2 separate regions of the Homo sapiens genome follow, and region 1 is linked to region 2. Evidence: chromatin loops called from intact Hi-C (ENCODE). Cell type or tissue: stomach. All regions are shown on one strand. Links, peaks and the distances in the headings refer to the core of each region. The heading gives the core; the rest is flanking DNA.

The links. A loop is a pair of places that touch in the nucleus more often than their neighbours do. Peaks named below come from ENCODE experiments on the same cell type or tissue, not always from the same donor. Only the 100,000 strongest peaks of a DNase experiment are listed, where the experiment ranks them.
Region 1: a loop joins it to region 2, with 4 times the contacts of the local background. A loop is called at or near these places in 101 of 110 quality-filtered maps.

Annotation. Positions count from the first base shown.
Region 1 is chr1:27,607,252-27,610,155 of GRCh38, reverse strand. No RefSeq gene overlaps it. Among named protein-coding and RNA genes, the nearest start is that of AHDC1, 4.6 kb to the right of the region's middle. RefSeq lists an enhancer at 2,704-2,904. In stomach, for the core only: CTCF peaks have their summits at 1,166 and 1,365; DNase peaks (open chromatin) are centred at 1,335 and 2,775; H3K27ac peaks cover 374 bases.
Region 2 is chr1:27,555,163-27,558,066 of GRCh38, reverse strand. All of the region lies in intron 5 of AHDC1 (AT-hook DNA binding motif containing 1), which reads left to right. Among named protein-coding and RNA genes, the nearest start is that of AHDC1, 48 kb to the left of the region's middle. RefSeq lists enhancers at 496-585, 2,097-2,652. In stomach, for the core only: CTCF peaks have their summits at 964 and 1,176 (motif pointing left); DNase peaks (open chromatin) are centred at 666, 1,006 and 1,796; H3K4me3 peaks cover 640 bases; H3K27ac peaks cover 2,393 bases.

The DNA.
Region 1 (2,904 bases), core at 289-2,788, 52 kb before region 2:
CTTGCACCCCGTTTTCTGTGCAGCCTTCTGTTCCCTTCAGATAGAGCACAATGCAATTGATTAGGCTTCTGCTTTCTCAATTTCAATCACATCCTCGCCCTGCCTCCCTGAGATTACAGGCGGGTCACCTTGATTGCGGTTTGCACCGTTCACAAAACTCTTCAGTCGTTTACAAAACCATCTCTCGCCTCATTCACTCCCCCACCTGGCTCTTCTCCTCCGTGATGCGTGGATTTTACTGGTTTAAGACTCAGAGGGCAATTTTATTTCCAAGTTCATGGTGGGGGAGGAGGACACCTAATTGACTAATGCGGGTATTTTGCATGCATCATCTAATTTGATCTTCACCACAAGGCAGCGCAGATGTGTGATTATCCCCATTTTACAAAAGAGGAAACAAGACTCTGAGAGGCTACAACACTGGCTCAAGGTCATACAGGTGGATGGTACAGCCAGGATTTGAACTCAAAGTCTCATGTGTTCCCCGGGTCACATTTCTTTATTTGAAGGAGCAGCATGGGAAAGTGTCATATTGACCCAGAGTCAGGTCCAGGAAGGGCCTGGTGCACGTAGGGCTCAGGGGTAGCTCCCTACATGCTGAGGATTGTACTCGTAAAAGAACTAAGTCATTTATTAATTTCACACACATCTACTGATGTCTCCTGTAGGCTGGTCCTGTCTAGGAGGCAAAACAGTAAACAATGACAACACTTAGGGGCAAGGTCAGTCTGGGAGCCAAGTCTGGGGGATTTCTTGGAGTCTGTGAAATAAAAGTCTGCCTGATGAAGCAGCCAGAGGGTGAGGTCATCTCCAGCAGAGGGAACAGCATGTGCAAAGGCCCAGACGTATGGTAGAGTAAGGCCCATTCAGGCCAGGCAAGTGCCAATAATTAGGCATGGGAGGGCTGAGGGTGCAGATGAGGCATGGAAGACGAGGGATGGAGAGTCAGAGGCAAGAAGTAGGAGGGGGAAAGCCAAGGGGTATGGGCTCTGAGTTGTGGGGAAAAGAAAGAAGAAATCTGGGGGACCCAGGACTTATTGTGGGGAATGGAGTCTACTCTGGATCCCACTGCTCCGGGACTGAGCTGAGTGGATCCTCTCTCCACTCCACCAGGTACAGTATCGAAGACACACACACACACACACACACACACACACACACACACACACCCCAGGTACAGTATCGAAGACACACACACACACACATACCCCAGGTACAGTATTGAAGACACACACACACACACACACACACACCCCAGGTACAGTATCGAAGACACACACACACACACACACACACACACACACACACACACACGAGCCTGGATGGTCCTGCAGTGATGTTCACACTCTCTCTAGTGGTGACTCTGAGTACTACATCCAAAACTGCAAGAAACTTTCCCCCCTCCCGGGATGGGAGAACCAGGTCTCTTCAGAAACTTCCCACCACAGGACAGGAGATATGGCACAGTTCCTGCTCTCAAAGAGGTCACAGTTTAATGGTGATGGGTGCTAACAGGACAGATGCGGGCAGAAAATGACAATAAAGCTATGTGGGAGAACAGGGGAGAGTCCTAACTCAACTGGGCAGGGGGAAGTCTGGGAGGCTTCTCAGAGGAGGTGTTGATTCATCAGAAACAAGAGTAAGAGTTTGCTTGGTAAAGAAAGAAGCAACAGAAGGACATTCCAGACTGGACAGAATTAAGTGAGCTCAAAGGCAAGAAATGAGACTGCTCAGGGAGTTACAATTAGGTAGGTGTGCTAGGAATGTGAAATTTCAGAGGGGTTAGTGGCTAAAGATGAAGATGGCAAAGGCAGGCATGGGTCTTGTCTACCATGCACTCAAGCTGGGATCCTAAGCCTTGGACAATGGGGAGCCACTGAAGGGTTTTGAGCAGGTCAGATTCACTTTTTTTTTTTTTTTTAGACGGAGTCTCACTGTTGCCCAGGCTGGAGTGCAGTGGTGCCATCTCAGCTCACTGCAACCTCTGCCTCCCGGGTTCAAGTGATTCTCCTGCCTCAGCCTCCCAAGTAGCTGGGACTACAGGCGGGAGCCACCACGCCTGGCTTATTTTTGTATTTTTAGTAGACACGGGGTTTTGCCATATTGGCCAGGGTTATCTCGAACTCCTGACCTCAAGTGATCCGCCCGCCTCGGCCTCCCAAACTGCTGGGATTACAGGCATGAGCCACTGCGCCCAGCCAGATTCACTTTCAGAAGGAACTCTTTGGTGACAATGGAGAGGAAAGATAGGAGGCGAAGAGGCAGGAGACGGACACCCCTCTGGGACACAAAGAACCATACCAGGTCACACTCATAGGACACACAGCTTTGACCGCGCCTATGAACCAGACATAGCGATACAAGTAATGGCACCTACAGACGTGTCAGTGGGATCCCAGGCTGAGCACCCACAGACAAACATGCACTGCTTCACACTCAGACACAGAAGTCAGGCCTGCAAGCGAAAGCAAACCGAGGACACAGGGTTACCCCCCAGACACAGGCGCACAGCGGGAATCACACAACCCTGACGGCCACAGGAATTCACACACACTCAGTGTGGCTGTCAAGGGCCCGACCCTGCTCCCCCTCTGTCTCCCCCAGGTCCCTCACCACCTCCGGCAGGAACAAAGCTGACCTTTGCCCTCTGGCCTCTGGCCTCTCCTCCCACACCCCCTGCCCCAGAGGGAGGAGCTGTTTGAAGTCTGGGCTGCAGCTGGGGTTTCCTGTGGCCTAGAGGAATGTGGGAGGACTTGCACGGGGGAGGGGAAAGGGGCTGGCCCAGGAGGAGGGCTAACAGAGCCTGGGGGCCTTAGTCCCCACTGTACCACAATGAGGGAGGCTTCCTGCTTGCGTGGTCTCTTGGGCTCCAGCTTTGAGCTGTTCCCATCCAAAGAAGGGGAA
Region 2 (2,904 bases), core at 229-2,728:
CCACCCTACTTCCAAAGGAGCATTCCTGGGGCCTGAGGTCTGGGGGTGGAGTCTCCTGGGATTGTAAGGGTGGGGAGGTACAGCTGTGGGAGGATGCGAGGCTGTGTGTATCCGAATGTAAATGTACAGGGCACTCAAGCTTGTGTGCAAGCAGGTGTGTGTGGAAGGCTCTGTCCTTCCGTGCACATGGGGTAATATACAAGAGTTGTGTAAGTGGACTGGGCTGGGGAGCGTTCAAGGGCTGTGTATGTGGTACCCGGAAGTATGAATATGCAGGATTCTGGGTGTGTACTGGGCAGGTGTGGGGATACTGTGTGTGCCACACTGGATGTCATGTGTGCAAGGGTGCTAGTGTACACTGGAGAGATGTGTGTATAGACAAGATCTGAATACACTGCGATGGTACGGTGTATGCACACGGGGATCTGTGTGTACACTGGCTAAGTGTGTGCTCAGGGTTCTGGGTGCACAGTGGGAGTGATGTGCACATGTGGCTCCATTTGTGCTTTGGAGGTGGGTTGGGCAAGCCTTGAGCTGAGCTGGGCTCAGCAGTGCCCAGCCTTGTGGCCAAATTGCTGAAGTCACTTCCTTTCCAGCAGCAACTTTCCAGGAGGAGGAGTTCTTCAGACCTGGGCGGGGAGCGGGGGGGCGTGGAACAAGGAGCTCTCTGGGGAAGGAGGTGGGCGGGGGTGAGAGGCTGCAGGGAAGGCCTAGTGGGGCTGGAGGAGGGGAGTCCTCCGGGAGACAGAAGGAAAGACAAGGACGGGAGTCTGGAAGGGCCAAGGGCAGGAGGGGAGGGGGGCGGAGCAGGGCGGGAAGCTTAGTCCCTGGGTGACCTCGGAGGGAGGAAGGGAGGGCCGCCGGCAGGGTGACCCTCGGGTCCAGCCAGAGCTGGCGGTGGCGCCCACACACCTGGCACCCAGGGCAGGGGGCTGGCAGGGGGCGGTTCTGGGGCAGACCTGCTTGCCAGGTGCCCTGTTCCAGGGAGGAAGGGGGTGGGCGAGGGTTGCACAAAGGAGCTCTGTGTGGCTGGGGGTAGGGTGGGGTGGGGTGTGCACTGCTGTGCTGTGCTGTGGGGGGGCCCTGATGGCCCCAGGGGGCGGGGCAGGGCCAGCTCCCCTTGGGGGCATCAGTGGCTCCAAGGGGACACCTAGTGGCGAGGGAGAGTAGTGCATCTAGTTGGATGGCTGTTGGTGGGAGGTGGTGACTAGAAGCTGAGAGGAGGATAGATTAGAAGTCAAAAATTAGAACTGATGGTTGGGACTAGGACCGTTGTAGGAGGCTGCAGGGGAGGGCGCTGAATCTCTGGACACCAAAGAAGTTTGATTTACAGAAGCCCAACCTAAATTCAGACACCAGCTTAATTGAATGAGATGGCTGTTTGTTCTTAAGGGCATAACTTAACCTCTCTGTGCCTCTATTTAAATGATGCCAAATGAGTGACAGCTGCCATTATTATTGCCATCATTGTTATTTGTATTATGATATTGTGCCTGGGATCAGGTTGAAAGAAGATATTCAGGTGTTACTGTGTGGGCAGGTAGGCGGCTGAAGGGAAGGAGGTGGACAGAGGTGATGACTAGTCCCTGAGGGACAGATCCTGAGAGATAAGGCCCCTGGAGGAAAAGGGAGGTGATGGGAAGGTCTCAGAGCAGCAGTAATGGCCCCTTTGATGCAGTGTTTTCCATTTGAGGACATCCCAGGGCCTTCGAACCAGGCTGGGAGGGAAATGGTGGGGGAGGAGGAGTGTGCAAGCTGGAGAGAGGGTCATGAGGCCGGAAGTGAGAGCTGGGGCTGGCAGCCTGGCTCCCCTGGGGAGGCAGTGGGTGGGGGAGGGGAAGGAGGGCTGGGGAAGGGGTGGGGTGGTCACAGCCACAGCCGGGGAGGGTGGGGCTGGGGACTCAAGGATGTGGGCTGGCGCTTCCCGGCACTGTGCACAGCAGGTTGGGGCCCCCAGCCCCCTCCCAACCAGCTGGTGTCCCTATGGGCAAGCTCAGACACACTGACCCAACAGCAGACAGGCAGACAGAAGTACCCCTTTGACTTTGTCCACAGACCAGGGCTAGGTGGTACCCTTGGGAGGGGTCCAAGAGAATGGCCGCCGGGGTGTGGTGAGGAGGGGAGCCAGCTGTTTCCCTCAGATCCTGGAGGCTGCAAAAGAGAGCAGTGGCCAGCCTCAGGAGGCCTGGCAGGAGGACGTGCCCAGAGGTCTTCACGGGTGGGTTGAACAGAAGCCACCACCGGAGAGGAGGTTTTTCTCTTCTGCCAAGATCACACCCTCAGGCCCCAGCTGGGAGGTCTCCAGGGCGGGGAAGGCTCGGCTAGCCTGACCCTCAGTAAGGGAGGGAGGGAGGGGGCTTCTGGTGGGCATCTCCAAGTGGGTGCCAGGAGCCACGGCCCAACCACACTGTTGGAAATTGGACTTGGAGGTTCCAGAGTCTGAGCCCCTTTTCTCGTTTGTGAGGGTGTCACCCACTGTCCTCCCTGTGAGGGCAACAGTGCTCCAAGTTCTTGGACTAGAGAGATCCTGACCTGGGAGGGGCCAGGTCCACAGCCAGGCCTGGGAGAGAGCAAAGTAGGTGGGACCAGTAGGTGGGACAACGAGGAGCAGCTGAGTCCTGGAGCCTGCAGAGAGAGAAGGAACAGTGGATAGAGGGATGTTCCACCTGGGTGGGCAACCAAAGGGCCCCTTCCTGTGCCATTTTGTGACCTCGGACAAAGTCTCTTTCCCTCTTCAAGTCTCAGTTTCCTCATCTGTAAAATGGGAGGGGCATGAGATGGCACTAGAAAGTGTCCCCACTGGGGTAGCTGGTTAAAAATACAGATTCCCAGATGTCCCTTCACATCTATGAGTCACATTCCCCTGGACTAGGGCCTGGGTATCTGGAATGTTACACAGCTCCC